Linked DNA regions of Mus musculus: region 1 is linked to region 2. Evidence: chromatin loops called from intact Hi-C (ENCODE). Cell type or tissue: gastrocnemius. All regions are shown on one strand.

What was found. Hi-C counts contacts between places; a loop is a spot of excess contacts. Peaks named below come from ENCODE experiments on the same cell type or tissue, not always from the same donor. Only the 100,000 strongest peaks of a DNase experiment are listed, where the experiment ranks them.
Region 1: a loop joins it to region 2, with 4 times the contacts of the local background. A loop is called at or near these places in 14 of 42 quality-filtered maps.

What each region holds. Positions count from the first base shown.
Region 1 is chr12:51,390,722-51,398,721 of GRCm38, reverse strand. Scfd1 (Sec1 family domain containing 1) reads right to left here. Exons shown (of 25, transcript NM_029825.3): 6 at 6,452-6,539; 7 at 4,812-4,901; 8 at 1,987-2,042; 9 at 944-1,029. The region is part of intron 3 of Gm40422 (a long non-coding RNA gene); the gene reads left to right. Among named protein-coding and RNA genes, the nearest start is that of Gm40422, 17 kb to the left of the region's middle. In gastrocnemius, no CTCF peak of the experiment used is centred here; no DNase peak of the experiment used is centred here.
Region 2 is chr12:51,755,632-51,763,631 of GRCm38, reverse strand. It overlaps Hectd1 (HECT domain E3 ubiquitin protein ligase 1), which reads left to right. Exons shown (of 43, transcript NM_144788.2): 28 at 1,086-1,208; 29 at 2,462-2,618; 30 at 4,191-4,413; 31 at 6,531-6,585. Among named protein-coding and RNA genes, the nearest start is that of Strn3, 68 kb to the right of the region's middle. In gastrocnemius, a CTCF peak has its summit at 3,820 (motif pointing left); no DNase peak of the experiment used is centred here.

The DNA.
Region 1 (8,000 bases), 360 kb after region 2:
GTTCCCCCTTAATGAGAAATAATATTAATGAAAGCAGAGGAGGGCATACGATGATGTGAGAGTTGGTATGGCCAAATAGCTAAACACAAATCCATCGTGAGCTCCACAGACAGGAGCAGTTCATAGTTAAGAAGCCCTCAAAGTTAGAGTATATGAATAAGTAAATGTTATTTCTATACATAATTTCTGTCCCCACGGGCTTTATTAATTAATCAAAACTGTAGGTAAGAAGTCACTTTACAAAACTCTCTCCTCTTGATAACTCTTAGACATTTCGGTGAGTTTATTTCTTTATGTCAATAGTTTTTACTTCTGTTAAGAGTCAAAATTCAGGCCAGGTGGCACTGGCACATGCTTTTAATCCCACCATGTGGGAAGCAGAGGTGGGCAAATCTCAAGGACAGCCTGGTCTACAAAGCGAGTTCTAGGACAGCCAGGGCTACAAAACAAAAAGAAATAAAAACAAAAGAAAACAAACAAAATCAAAATGCACTCTACTATTCATGTTTTTAAAACATATTCCTACTTGATAGAAATTGAGCAGTCAGTATCTTTGGCATTACTTGCTTATGCTAAATGACAGAGATAGCCTGCGAGTTATTAGTATCTCAATGTAAAAATGGGAACAACGCATTCCCATTTATCACCAAGAAGATTACTGATAGCTGAAAAGAAATTGCTTTGAACCTTGAAAGCCATGCAAATGAAAAGCATTGAATAGATGGAAACATAGAGACATTTCTACCAGAAGAAGGTAATTTCTATATGCTGTCTATGTATGCTTCACTTAAGTCAAAACCTTGACTCTAATATCAGATCGAAAAGTAAGAAACACTTCTCTCACGATAAAGTATTTTTATCATACAAGGAAAACAAAACAAAAACTCTTATTTTATTTTCAATTACATTAGCTCATGTTTGTACTCAAGAGGCAAATAAATACCTGAACTGGCCAGTTCCAAGTGGATCACCGGTGAAAAGGCTGTTTCTTGCATCTCTTAGATTTTCCCGAAGTTTTTTATCTAGTTTCTGAAAATCAAATTTTAGATGAACTGTTAATACTTTCTTATTAACGTTATGTAGGTGACTCAATGTGTCTTAGTTATATAATCAAGAAGTCTGGACTTTCTTTACAAAGTGGTAATTCTAAAACCTAAATATTTTAGGGTTTTATTTATCTCAATACCATTGTAACTTGTATTAAGGAAATCAATTTTAAAAACGTGTTTCCATCCCGGTATCAGCAATGAACACTTTCAGTGTGACTAAGCTTCTCTTAAGCATGACTGAAATAAAGAAGGCTCATCTGGATGGGCGAGAATAAAGAAAGAGCCGAGTAGAGCACGCTCAGATCAGAGATGGAGCAGACGAGGACGTCAGCCTCCACCAGGGCTCACTCGGGCAGCTGAGCCCACACAGCTGTGCATTACACTGTCTTTCTGCGCCATGGATACTTATTTTTTTTTAAAGTAATTCTTTGGTTTTCCTAATCCCCCTTTTAATATTTTTTGGTTGTGTTTTTTTGTTTTTTGAAGACAGGTTTTCTCTGTAGCCCTGGCTGTCCTGGAACTCACTGTGTAGACCAGGCTGGCCTCGAACTCAGAAATCTGCCTGCCTCTGCCTCCCGAGTGCTAGAATTAAAGGCGTGCACCACCACTGCCTGGTCCCACCTTTTTAATCTTTAAAGAAAATTCTCTTTAATTCAACATGAACATTTAAAATGTGTATTGTTAATAAACACTTGCTAATAAAAAGAAGAATATGGAATAATTTGGGGGAAGGTAAGTATAAAATATGTAAAAGTGCATGCCACAAAGTGCAGTGAAGATCGAGACAAGCACATGGAACTGACAATTTTACTCTACTGCAGAGACATTCACAAAGACGGCCTCCTATCATAGGTACTGCACGTACAACCCGAGTAGCCAGAGTCCTTGTGAGAGAGCACCTCATACAGCAGTGTTTGTACTCAGAGGCAAAACTCACCACTGCCACCATTTCTGCCGCCGTTCCTCTTGAGCATCGGATGATGGGAACAGCACCTATTTAACAATAAGTGTTAGCAATGACCACAGCTCTGAGCTAAAACGTATACTTTGGCAGATGTCAGGATGCATAGATTTCATGCTAGACACAAAAGGACTTAAACATCTCAAGAGTGAAAACAAGGGTTGGAAATTCACCTCTCCTTAAGCAATAGACAGCCAAAGAGGAATCCTTTTACATGGAGCTGATCAGTGGGACTAATATTTTCAGGGATGGACTACATCAGCATTCGGACTTCCTCATGAAGTTCAAAGGATAGCTTTCCCCTCTAGTCACAGCATTTACTTTATTTGGTTCAAAATGAAAGAATAAAAAGAGCTTAGGACTACAACAGTTTGCGACTACTTTAAAAAATAATTTAACAGTAAATGACTGTAATCCTTTTGTAAACCCAACTTAAACGGTACCAGCAAGCATAGCCTTCACTAATGTTAGACTCCTAAATGCCTCTTTCCACAATCACATCAACTCACTGGACCTCCTAATATCTTTCTTTATGATACAGTAAATGATTTATCAAAGGCTGAACCGTCAGACAGAGAAGCGTGAAGCACGCTAATAATGAACGACCATGCTTGTGCAGCGGTCACGGCGCTTGCCTTCCCAGAGGAAGGTGTACTCACTTTCAAGTGAAAATGTACAATACTATTAATCTTTAAAAGCCTTCTTCTGATGGCCTACATTATGTGTGCTTGTTATAACAACCCCAGGCCTTGGGAAAGTTGAGATAAGAAACTGAAAGCGTTCAAGACCAGCTCTAGGCTGCACTACACATGAGATCCTGTCCCTCAAAAGAATGCCCAACCAAAAGCAGCAGAAGGGAAAATACACAGACGTAGACAGCCACCTGGGCTACAAGACTACAAACCCAGCCAGAAGCAGCTTGGAATGACAGACATTCAAGATGAGCTCAAGCTACACAGGAAGACTCTGACTCTGAAAACCAACAGCAACAACAACAAACCGATGACATCATCAGACTGTTTTCTACCTACTGCCATAGTATGTGTAAGGAAAACACTGAATATCATTTTTGTACATCTTTGGTCTAATCTCCTGCTAAAGTGTAATTACTACTATTCCTATGACTATGACTTCTGCTAGGGACAATGACAACTCTCACGCATGCCATAGGCATAAGGACAGGTAAAAGGCAGGAGAGCATAGGACGGCAGACAGAGGGCAGCATGTCTGTTTGTGACTGTAGGTTATCCACCTGCAGTGCTCTCAGCAGTGAGGACAGCAAACACAAAGGCTGGAGAGGCAGCACTGCACTCAGTGCTCACCCAGCACAGCCCTGGGCTCAGCCCATCAGCCAACCAACACCCGAATCCACTGGAGAGTAGTGAGAACACAGGCAAAAACTAGATGGAGGTAAGACTCTTGAAAAAATGGAGACACCTAGCAACAGAGAAATAACAGATAGAAAATAAGGGGTCAGAAACCAAAGATCTAAGTTTGGGGTTAAGATGTAAAATTGGGGAAGGAACCTGGGGCCAGCGAGATGGCTCAGCCAGTAAGAGCACTGACTGCTCTTCTGAAGGTCCTGAGTTCAAATCCCAGCAAACACATGGTGGCTCACAACCACTCGTAATGAGATCTGAACCCTCTTCTGGTGCGTCAGAAGACAGCTACAGTGTACTTATGTATAATAATAAATAAGTCTTTGGGCCAGAGCGAGCAGGACTGAGCAAGCGGGCTGATGGGAGCAAGCAGGGCCAACCAGAGCGAGCTAGGTTGACCGGAGTGAGCAGAGGCCTTAAATTCAATTCTCAACAACCACATGAAGGCTCACAACCATCTGTACAGCTACAGTATATTCACATATATAAAATGAATAAATAAATCTGAAAAGGGAGGAACCCAAGAATTTGTATGAATTTTCCTCATATATCTAAGCCCCATATATGGTTCAAATGGTTTCTCTTTTATTTCTACTTGTGAAAGAGTTTATTAGTATTTATTAATAGAGGTTATTAATCTGTGAGGGTTACCTTAACCAAGAGGTTTTAGGTATGTGTAAAATCTAAATTGCAATTACTTTTCTGTAAAGATCTATGACTAAAGTATAAAACCATGTATAAGATAGTAAATTCAATGTAACCGAAATAACTACAGATAATTCAGTGAAACGTTAAACTTGAAGAGATGATGCACGTTAAGTTCAGTGTTTTCTGGAAGCTCTTGCATTTGCCTTAAAAACTACTATGCACAGACCTTTCTACTCAGAAGTATGATTGAAAGCTTTTATGACGGAAACTAAAGACAGCTAGAAAATAGTCAACAACAGGCTGGAACCATCGACAAACCACTTCAACTCTACATTAAGGAGCTGTTATCTAACTCCCCCTGTTATCTAAGGCATTAGTTAACTCTCAAAAGGTCTGCTGAGCTGGGTATGGTGATGTGTATCTGTCATCTCAGCACTTGGGAGCCCAGGAGAACTCACCTAAAAAGACAAAACAAATCTGAATGCTATCTCACATGGAACAGCTGTATGTTGTTACTATGATTATTTTATTTTAATATTATGGAATGCGTGCTTTATCTCAACTTTAGAGAACCCCTCTATATTCAGACAGGTTAGAACAATATTGTAGCCAGATATCATAGCACATATCTTTAGCACTTGGGAGGCAGGCTCATCTCTGTGAGTTCAAGGCCAGCCAGTAAGACTGTCTTTAAAAAAAAAATGAGAGTGTATAACATGTCAAATGAGTTGTTAATTAGTTTCTTTGAAGGAGCAGATAGGTTTAAAAGCTTACCTAATGTAACAAAAAAGCAGAAGAGGCTGTCCACAATAGTGTCCATAACAGTTTCCATCTCTGTGTCTGTGATGTCTGGCCTGTTAATGGCTAAGACAAAGAGGAAAAACAAGCAATCAAAATTTACATCTTTATTAAGCTCGCATATATATACATATATACATACACACACACACACACACACACACACACACACACACACAATATGTAGATACTAACCTGAATTACAAAACCAATATGTAACATGAACAACATATGAGGAAAGCATCAACTAACTGGACATATCAAAATACCTAAGGAAAGTGTGTCCAAACAGAGAAGATAAAAACAATAATTCACCAGGCAGTACCAAATCCAAGGAAATATGCTGTCACTGAGGTGTTCCTACTGACTGTTGTCTAGTCAGGCCCGACGAAACAGGCAGCATGGAGAACACCTGATGAACATTAATTAAGTCTGGGTCATTCTGTCAATCATCTGGCATGAGTAAAATTTCTTCAGAAGTACAGTCCTTGGGTCTAAACTCCAGCTCCAAACTGTTCCTCAGGAATGCCAACACGACTGGTGACATCGAGTTTCCTTGTCTCAGATGATCTCCGTTTGACGGAGGCGAGACATGTACACACGTCACCAGATGTAATGGATATTGAAGGTAGAGGTAAAACAACAGGAACGCACATTTTACCCCAAGGGCTACTGTGTAAGTACTGACTGCTTAAGGAACGTCATATTTATTACAAGTTTAGTCATTTTTTAAATTACTTAACATTAGGCAGTTTTGTTTAATAGGCTTATAAATTTGCCTGGACTGGCTGAATCGCTTTTAAAAGAAAAAGACTGAACTAAATTTCAATGCAATGGTACGTGCCTGATGAACTTAACAGTGAAGTGTCCTAGCTCAGCAGGATGAGCAGGACTGACAGAGACTGGTTGGGACAATGTAATAAATAGGCCGAGGAAAAAATTAAAGATGCTTGCTTTCATTTTTGTCAGACTTATAATTAAAATTCCTAAGTGTAAAGGCTTATGGGAAGCTAGGTTTCAAACACAAGATTAGGTGCTAATTAGTTTGAAAAAAATCAACAAATGGTAAATAGCCTTCTGTGAATAACAACTGACATAGAAAACCTCAGCTGAGCCCAGAATGGTGGGGTTGATATCTGAAAGCCTTGGGAACGCTGAGGCAGGAGGACCCCAAGTTTGAAGCTAGCTTAGGCTTCAAAACAAAACCATGTCTTTTGAACAAATTGTTTTCTCTAATTATAATAAGAAAGCGTATTAGAGATCTCAGTGAAGCCAAGAGAATGTTGTCTGTTCTCAGAAGCTCACAATCTGGACCAAAGCTTAATAAATACAGAAGTAAAGTATGTTACTTTTGTCTAAGGTCAAGGTAAGAGATAACTAACTGTCTTGCATGGAGACACTGTCTTGGTATGAGTGCATCACGTGTGTAAGCTGTCCTGGGGATTTCGAGCAGGCCAGAGAGCTGGTACTTAACTGAATTACAAACCAAATTTATTATGTCTTACTTATCTGTGACATAATTTAATCTGAAGCTTGTGCTTGGTGTACTTTAAGAATCACTGGTATTTATTTTGTCAAATACTACAATAACTTGTAAAATTCATATTTTTACATACCACGATATGAAACAAGTTCCTTATTTTGATTACATAATACAAACATGTCATCTTCCAAAGTAATAAAATTGAGATACTGGTCAAAAACCTAGAAACAAACAAACAAACAATTTTACAATATAGCTATAGTAAAAATTTAATTTGGTTGAATCACCAAATGGCAAAAATATGGAAATTATAATTAAATATAAGTAAAAATTAAGCTGGGCGGGGTGGTGCACTTGGGAGGCAGAGGCAGGTGGATTTCTGAGTTCAAGGCCAGCCTGGTCTACAGAGTGAGTTCCAGGACAGCCAGGGCTACACTGAGAAACGCTGTCTCGAAAAATTTTTTTAAAAATTAAATATTAAAAAATAAAAAATAATTAAAAATTATGCCAAGTAGCAGGATAACTACCTATATAAATAGAGTTAAAAACAGGAGCTGGAGAAATAGCTCAGTAGTTACGAGGGTTTGCTTGCTCTCCCAGAGAGAGCAGGTTTAGTGCCAGCACCCATGTGTATAGACTGCACATCTGTAACTCCAGCCCTCTTCTGGCCTCCACTGCAGCTACACACATGTGGCATACATTCATACACACAGACACATAAACAAAAATACGCATCTTTTAAAAAGGAGATTAAGATTAATAAAAACAAAAACAAAACAAAAATATTTTTAAACCAATGAAAACAAATTTGGGGCAATCAAAAGAGTGATATTTTCAGAAAACAAAATTGAAACAGATACGGAAAGTAAAATTGTGGCTGTGATGGGAACGGACGCCCTTGAAGGAAACCTGTAATTTACAGTTCCCATCTCTGTAGCCTCATGTTCTTAACAACCACACAGTTGCTGCTTCTGCACCATGACATTTATAAATTTATAAGTACAAATTTTATAACACTACCAGGGGTTGGACAGGCGGGGTGATCAGAGGCCCAATTGTTTTCCCAGAGGAAAACTGTTTAACCAGACTTAGTTTTACAGCACCCACCTAAGGTGGTGTTCCAAGCTCACAGCTGCTCGGAACTCCAGCCCCAGGGACTCTGATCCCCTCCCCTGACCCCAACGTGTACATACGCACACATATACACATAAGTAAAAGTATTCTTAAAAAACCTATCTGAACGGTAGTAAGTTTAGTTCAACAAACTGAAACAATTCCTATGCTTGTTTGAAATTAGTGAGAAATTCTAAGTGACAACACATAGGAAGAAGCCTGAAAAGCTACTTACAGTAGCAATGGGCTATATCTAAGTCTAAGATGCAGTGAGGGTAACTGCGAATGCATGCTTCATCTTTCCTGTCTATACAGTCCCTACAACAACTGGTGTCCTCTCAAAATTCTAGAAACACACATAACACAGGGTAAAGCCGGGATTTATCTGAGAGTGCCTGTAGCTGAAGTGTCTCTGGCTAAAATGTCACTAGGATGCTGGCCTGCTGTACATTTTTATCCTTAGAGTATACTCTGGTTTCTTTAGATATGTTTTCCTAAATAAAAAAGATTTGGAGGACCCAGTGACTTACTGTAGTAAGTTCGGATAAAGCAATGTCAATATGATCACA
Region 2 (8,000 bases):
GTATGTATCATTTAATGGTGTACGCCTGGGGCCCATAAGAGTGATGGGTGGGTAAAAACAATTGCCACTATGCCTGCTGACTTGAGTTCAATAATAACTGGGACTCGCATAGTGAAAAGAGAGACTGGATCGATGCAGCTTGTCCTCTGATCTCCATGTATACACCAGGTTCATACATATGTACTCACACATACAAAATAAATAGTATATATTTTTAAAAATGTTGATGACATACTACTGTAGTCCCAGCACTTTGTGCCTGAAGCAGGAAGATCACAGATTTTATGGCAGCCTGGTAGTCATAGTAAATCCAGGCCAGACTGGGCTATGTAATAAATGTGGTCTCAGAATAAAGTTTATACTAAAAGGACTGGAGGTGTAACTCAGTGGTGTACTTATTTAGCAGATACAAGGCTCTGCGTTCAATCTCTACTATAGTGAAGAAAGAAAAAAAACCTAGGTATATTCTTATGGAGAAGGTTAATATTTAATACATGACAAATTAAAAACCCCAGATACTCCATCTTTGCTGAAGATGACCGATGAAGGAACTTTTATTTATTTATTTATCTATCTATTTATTGTATGTAAGTACACTATAGCTGTCTTTGGACACTCCAGAAGAGGGTGGTAGATCTCATTATGGATGGTTGTGAACCACCATGTGGGTGCTGGGATTTGAACTCAGGACCTTTGGAAGAGCAGTCAGTGCTCTTAACCTCTGAGCCACCTCTCCAGCCCCTAATATTCATTCATTCATTCATTCATTCATTCATTCATTCATTCATTTTTGTTTTTATGTTCTTCTAGACAGGGTTTCTCTGTATAGCCCTAACTATCCTGGAACCCTGAGATCCACCTGCCTCAGCCTTCTGAGTGCTGGGATTAAAGGAGTGCTCCACCACTGTCTAACTAAAAGAGTTATTTTTTTTTTTTTTTTTCAATTGGGGGCCCTGTGATCCATCCAATAGCTGACTGTGTAAAAGAGATTTTTAAGTAACAGTTTTTGGGGGCTAGACTGATTGAAGAGTGTAGATCAAATAATTAGACATATGTCTCTTGGTGTTTTTTTTTTTTAATCTTAGATTCTGAGACGTCCCTCCCTGCAACGCCGAGCTGGCTCTCGCTCTGACGTAACACACCATGTCGTCACCTCCCAGCTCCCACAGGTCCCTTCTGGAGCAGGGAGCCGGCCTGTTGGGGAACAGGTAATCCCAAGTATCTCCAGCCTGTCATACCGGTTTACATTCTGCCACAGGGGTAGGGGTGGGGCTGTCAGTTACAGAAAACAATTTCCCCTGATGCTTAGGTCCTACACTTTACAGAAAATCCACGATTACTCTGCTACAATGCAAGCAGGAGTTTCTTACTTGAAACTGCTTCATCTTGGTCTCTGAGTACACATAGGCATGTGAGAACAGCTGAGGTTTATAGTAGTCGTAGTAATTCTGCTGTTTCTCATAGAAGAAGTAGTAGTCTTTCTTTTATTTCTCTCTCTCTCTTTTTTTTTTTTTTTTTTTTTTTTTCCTGATTAAGAAATCTCTTGCCTTGGGCTGGAGAGATGGCTCAGCGGTTAAGAGCACTGACTTCTCTTTCCAAAGGTCCCGAGTTCAAATTCCAGCACCACATGGTGGCTCACAACCATCTGTAATGGGATCTGATGCCCTTTTCTGGTGTTGTCTGAAGACAGCAACAGTGTACTTACATACATGAAATAAATCGTTAAAAAAAGAAAAAGAAAAAAAGAAAAACTTCTAGCAGTCAAGTGTTTAAACTGAGAGGCGTATGTATGCATGTATGTCATTTGATTTTTAACAACCAACGCTTCATCTGTTTGTCATATAGAAATTTAAGGCACCTCACAAGTGACTCATCTACTTTTTATGAATAGTTCAGAATGAAATTAAATTGGCATTAGGAAAAAACTTATTTTAAAATAATAGTCTCAAAGTACTACAAAAGGTTGCATGTGCCTTTTGACGAGTTTTTTTTTTGCCCCAGTGGTTCGTAATATACTACAAAATTGTAATATCAACACTAGGAAATACAGGTTGCATATAGTATGGATTTCTTTAACCACCAAACTATACGTATGAGAAACATGTATTTTTACACATTTGTATTAGCTTGTTTTATTCTTTCGCAATCAGTTCATATAAAGGAAGTACAGTCCCTATAAAGAACTAAAGGACAGTAACTTGGCTCAGTGGATTAAAGCTTTTGCCACCAAGCCTGACAAACCCAAATTTGATCTTTGAGATGTATAAGTACAAAGGAGAGAATCAACTCCCACAAGTTGTCCTCTGACTTCCACATAGACATAAAAATAGACACATAATTAAATGTAATTTAACAGTTAAAGAATTACTTAACATATAGGTAACTTATTTGGTAGATGGCTAATCAATTTAGGAAGAGTCATTTCCCTCAACTGTAAGTCTGTGTGGAATCTTTGTACTAGGAAGAAGAAGAGTATGAAACCAAAGGAGGCCGCCGCAGAGCCTGGGATGACGACTATGTGCTAAAGCGCCAGTTTTCTGCACTGGTCCCTGCTTTTGATCCTAGACCTGGTCGTACCAATGTCCAGCAGACAACTGACCTAGAAATTCCTCCCCCAGGTACAGTATATTTAAGTGTTGTGTTCTAGTTTTAATTGACAACAAATGAGATGATTATATACAGTTTGAACAGTAAAGGGCCACTTGTATTTTTAGTTTATGAATAAAACAATTTTTTAAAAAACTAAGTTGTATAGATTTGGGGCCAGTGAAAGGGTTCGATGAGTAAAGGAACTTACTGCTAGGAACTTACTGCTAAGCCTGACAAACTGGGTTCAAACCCTGGAATCCACATGGTAGAAGAAGAGAGCTAATAAATTGTCCCACGCTTTCCACATGTGCTCTGTGGCATCCCCACTCCAGGTAAAACTTCAAACCTCAGGAACTATGAAATAATAAATTTGTGTTCTAAGAGCATCCATTTTGTAGTAAGAATGAATCTTTACTTCTCGTACCTGATTGTGCTTCAATAGGTAGATGCCCAGTATTCTAATTTATGATCCTTAAAGATTTGTCACTAACATGTTTTATTGCTATAAAGATACTGTGTACAATATGAAGGCACATGTACTTTTTAATATATTTTATGTGAGGATATAGCTTGAATAAAATGTTCTGAACTTGACACAAGAACAGTTACTTAAGGAGTACACATAGCTTTCTGTATCAATCAGCTCTATCAATATTTTTCCTATCTGGTGGATCTCTGTGACTTGAGTCCAGCATTGTCTACAGAGTGAGTTCTAGGACAGCCAGAGCTACATAGTAAGACCCTGTCCTGAAAACAACAACAGCATAAAGCACAGTGGAGTGCACTACAATGAATAAACACTATTTTAAGAGTTGTATGATATAAAGAAGAAAGAAAAATTATGAGTCAATAAAAAGATGAGTTTTTTTCCTAAGTATGTCATCAACCTATTTATATTTGTATTCTTAATTTATTCATGTACTGTAAATAAAAGTTTGACAGATCATTGGCTCAGAGTAAATGGTATTCCTTGAGTGTAGGGTCAGTGATAATTTTAGTTTATAATCTATAAGTTATCAAGCATTTTAAATAAAAATGTATATATTTCATATACATATACCTGTTCTGTTATTCTGTCTCTAAGTAACCTAGGTATAATAATTCCCACTTTAAAGCAAAACAAAGCAGGCTGGATAGAAAGCACACCAGTTAACACTTGCTGCATTTCAGAGGACCCTGACACGGCAGCTCACAATATCTGGAGCTGCAGACTCTGGGGTTTGATGCCCTCTTCTGGCCTCCATAGGCACTATATCAAATATGTGGTATACACATATATTCATGCAAGCAAGACACTTTGTTTCATACATTGAAAAAATTTTTAATCGTTTATTTTTATTTTTAAGTAAAACAGTCAGTGATCATGTTTTTCCAGTACTTGAGAGGCTCAGGGAAAAAAAGATTGTCATGAGTTCAAAGTCCAGCCTGGAACATGCTGTATAATCCAGGCCATCCTGAACTCTGTGACCTGTTCCTTCACACCAGATGTAGTAAGTCAAGTCTTGAAGCCAGGGGAGTCTAAAGTGGACATGATTAGTGAGTGTATGGCCTTGTCTGTGCTCTTTGTGCTCTGATTGTTTTTACATCTTTGATATCTTTAGGAACACCTCACTCAGAGCTCTTGGAGGAAGTTGAATGTACTCCGTCACCTCGCTTGGCTCTCACACTGAAAGTGACGGGGCTTGGAACAACGCGGGAAGTTGAACTGCCACTTACCAATTTCAGATCCACCATCTTTTACTATGTACAAAAACTGCTTCAACTGTCTTGTAATGGCAATGTGAAGTCAGATAAACTTAGGCGTATTTGGGAGCCCACTTACACGTAAGAGATTTTAACTTGATATTTAAGTAAACATTGTTATTATCTATGAGCCTAGGAACAGTGAGTCTTTGTATTTTGGATTACAGGAACTTAAAATACGCTTTTGTTTGTTTCTTTGCAAGACCCAGTGAGGTTGTTTCTAACTCCAGATGCAGGGTGGCTGAACTTTAGAACTGGAGAACCTTTAGAAATAGTCCATACTAATCTGGGCTCAGGCTTGAAAAGAATGTCAATTGGATTTTTATAATTGCATGTGACAGAAACACTAAGTATACTTTATTTGTTCTTTTAGCAGAATATGTGAGTTAAACTACCTCTTTATTCATTCTGCAAATTATTGTCAATGACATGACAGATTTAACGTGCTTTCAGTTAAATCTCTACCCAAGCTATACCCCCAAAGATTGGACATTTTTGCTTCTTAGTACCAAAAATGTATAAAATGAAGCATTATTGTGAGGAATTAATGAATTAACACATGTAGTCTTTTCAGCTGCTTTTTCTCGGGAATAGTTAAGTGCTTTATTATTATGAGTAAGTAATTAGTATTTTAAACAAACATTGATATTTAATTTAACATTAATTTGGTTTATGATGTTCTTTTAATAGTCATAATCCTGGATGATATCTGATAATAGTAGTTTTTTGAGATAGAAATGCAATGACTTTATCACCTTCTCAGAAACTGAAAATTTATTTCACTGTCTTAGAAAATAAGCCTTCTTGTTATTGTTACCCTAGCCTTTCTTTTTTTTTTTTTTAGATTTATTTATTATTATACATAAGTACACTGTAGCTGTCTTCAGATGCACCAGAAGAGGGCCTCGGATCTCATTATGGGTGGTTGTGAGCCACCATGTGGTTGCTGGGACTTGAACTCAGGACCTTCGGAAAAGCAGTCAGTGTTCTTACCACTGAGCCATTTTACCAGCCCTATCCTAGCCTTTCTAGTCATAGGAAAAATGTTTTACCCCATTTCATTTATGTAACAATAAAGGAAGCCAAAACACTTATTATAGAAAACATTCATACCTTTAGCCCTCTAGATTTAGGGATGTTGAGAATGGACATTGGCTGAAGAGTGCTTGATGGGAGAACTCCAAGTTATCTCCTCTGATACATATGCACACACAGCTGGGGGCCTTCTTTAAAGAATAAAAGTGTAGGGAAGAGATTTAATCAAAAAAAAAAAAGAGAGAGAGAGAAATAAAAGAAAGACTACTACTTCTTCTATGAGAAACAGCAGAATTACTACGACTACTATAAACCTCAGCTGTTCTCACATGCCTATGTGTACTCAGAGACCAAGATGAAGCAGTTTCAAGTAAGAAACTCCTGTTTGCATTGTAGCAGAGTAATCGTGGATTTTCTGTAAAGTGTAGGACCTAAGCATCAGGGGAAGTTGTTTTCTGTAACTGACAGCCCCACCCCTACCCCTGTGGCAGAATGTAAACCGGTATGACAGGCTGGAGATACTTGGGATTACCTGTTCCCCAACAGGCCGGCTCCCGAAGCCTACTTGCTGGAAGGAGAGTCGACTTTCAGCCCTGAGTCCCACGGGCTTCTGTGCTGTATGTGCATTTACTGTGCATTCACATGCACACACAGACAGTGGCGATTTGTGTGTGTGGTTAAGGTGGAGTTTCATGTAGCCCAAGTTGGCCGTAAACTTCCTGTGTAGCAAAGGGTGACTTTGAACTTAACAGTCCTTTTGCCCGGCTCTCCTACTCTTGAGTACTGGGCCTGTGGCAGCACATCTGGTGATGTATGCTTTCTTTAGATATTTTGTCTTAAATTTTCTATTTGAGCCAGACAAAGTGTCATATGGCTATAATCCCAGCATTTGGGAGATGGAGGCAGAATCAGTAGTCACGAGAATCAATTTTGAGTCTGGCCTAGGCTACAAGACTACACAGCAATGGTTGTTACAAAGAGCAAGGATTGGAGATATCTCAGTGGAAGAATACTCGCTAGCAATTCCTTGAGTTTAATGTTTAATGTTAGTATATATCTAATGAATCACCTTATTAACATTTATTTTTAATAGATTACAGCTTTATTGGAAATAACTAAATCATTTGATTCATGAATTAATTGAATAATGTCTTCATGTTTAGAATCATGTATAGAGAAATGAAGGATTCTGATAAAGAAAAGGAAAATGGGAAAATGGTAAGTTATTTTTAGAAAGTGGGTCTATTTTTAGTTACTTAGTGAAAAAAGTAAAAGGATATCTTAGCCTCTGTGGTATTGCTGTGAAACAACCATGACCAAGGCACCTCTTACAAAGAAAGCCTTTAAGAGGGGGCTCACTTACACTTTCAGACATTTAGTCCATTTTCATTATGGCTAGGAGGATGACATTGAGTCCAAGTGGTGCTGGAGAAGCTGCTGAGGGCTACATCCATCCTATTCTGTAGGCAACAGGGAGAGGGGAGAGACTGGGCCTGGCATGGGCCTTTGAAACTTCAAAGCTACTCCCAGAGACACACTTCCTCTAATAAGACCACACCTCCTAGTTCTCCTAATCCTGGGAAAGGATTTCATTCCCTGCTGGGTGACTAAGTATTCAACTATATGAGCCTCTGAGAGCCATCTCAGTCAAACTAACACATTCCACTTCCCAGCCCTGTAGCTTTGTTTAATATAATGCAAAACTGCATTCAGTCCAACTTCAGAAGTTCCCATGGTCTATTAAAAGTTTCCACACTGTTTAAAAGTCCAAAGTTCAAAGTCTCTGAGACTTGTGGCAATCTTTTAACTGTAACCCTTCGTAAAGCCAAGCTGCAGACCGCATCTAACATATATGGAACAGGATATGTATTACCATTTCAGAAGGAGGGAGGGAGCAGAGTTAGGACATTCTGCAACAAAGCTGAAAGCCCGCGGACAGGCTTCAGGTTCTGTATTCCTGTGTCTGATGTCAAAATGGGCTTCAGATCTCTAACTCCTTTCAGCTTTGTTGACTGCAACATACTTCTTTTCGTTGGGCTGGTTCCACAGTCTGCAGCTCTCCTTGGCAGATGTCCCACAACTCTGGCATCTCCAAGATCTTGAGGTCTCCAAGGCAATCCAGGCTTTATCATCACAGCTTCATTCAGTGTCCTCCCTGGGCCTCCATGAGGCATGCTTACGACACACACCTGGCCTCGCGGGAGAGCCGCAACCCCTTTCTTGTATCCTTGATTCTAAATCCATATACCCGAAGTTTCCAAGGTCTGATCCTTGATCGGCAGGAATTTGGCCCCCTGGTCCAATTACATTTCCATCAGCTTCCCGCAATTATTCCCTTCAATACTTAAGCTTTTGGTTCCTTTTCACGGGTTGGGAACTTAGCAGGGTAGGGTTTTGCCCTGTGGTCACCACTTCCTTTATTCCACTTAGCATCAGGCTTTTCTTTAAATGTTTTATTTCCTTAAGCACTGGATTTAGTCCTATGACACTTTCTGGTGCTCCTATTCTCAAATGGGACATTTTGTATTTCTCTTTGGCTAGCTTATTTCTTTTCATTCTAGATATGCATAAGAGTGATTACTAATATTTATAGGACAGAGTCAATGCTAGATTGTCTTGAAATCTCCTCTGGC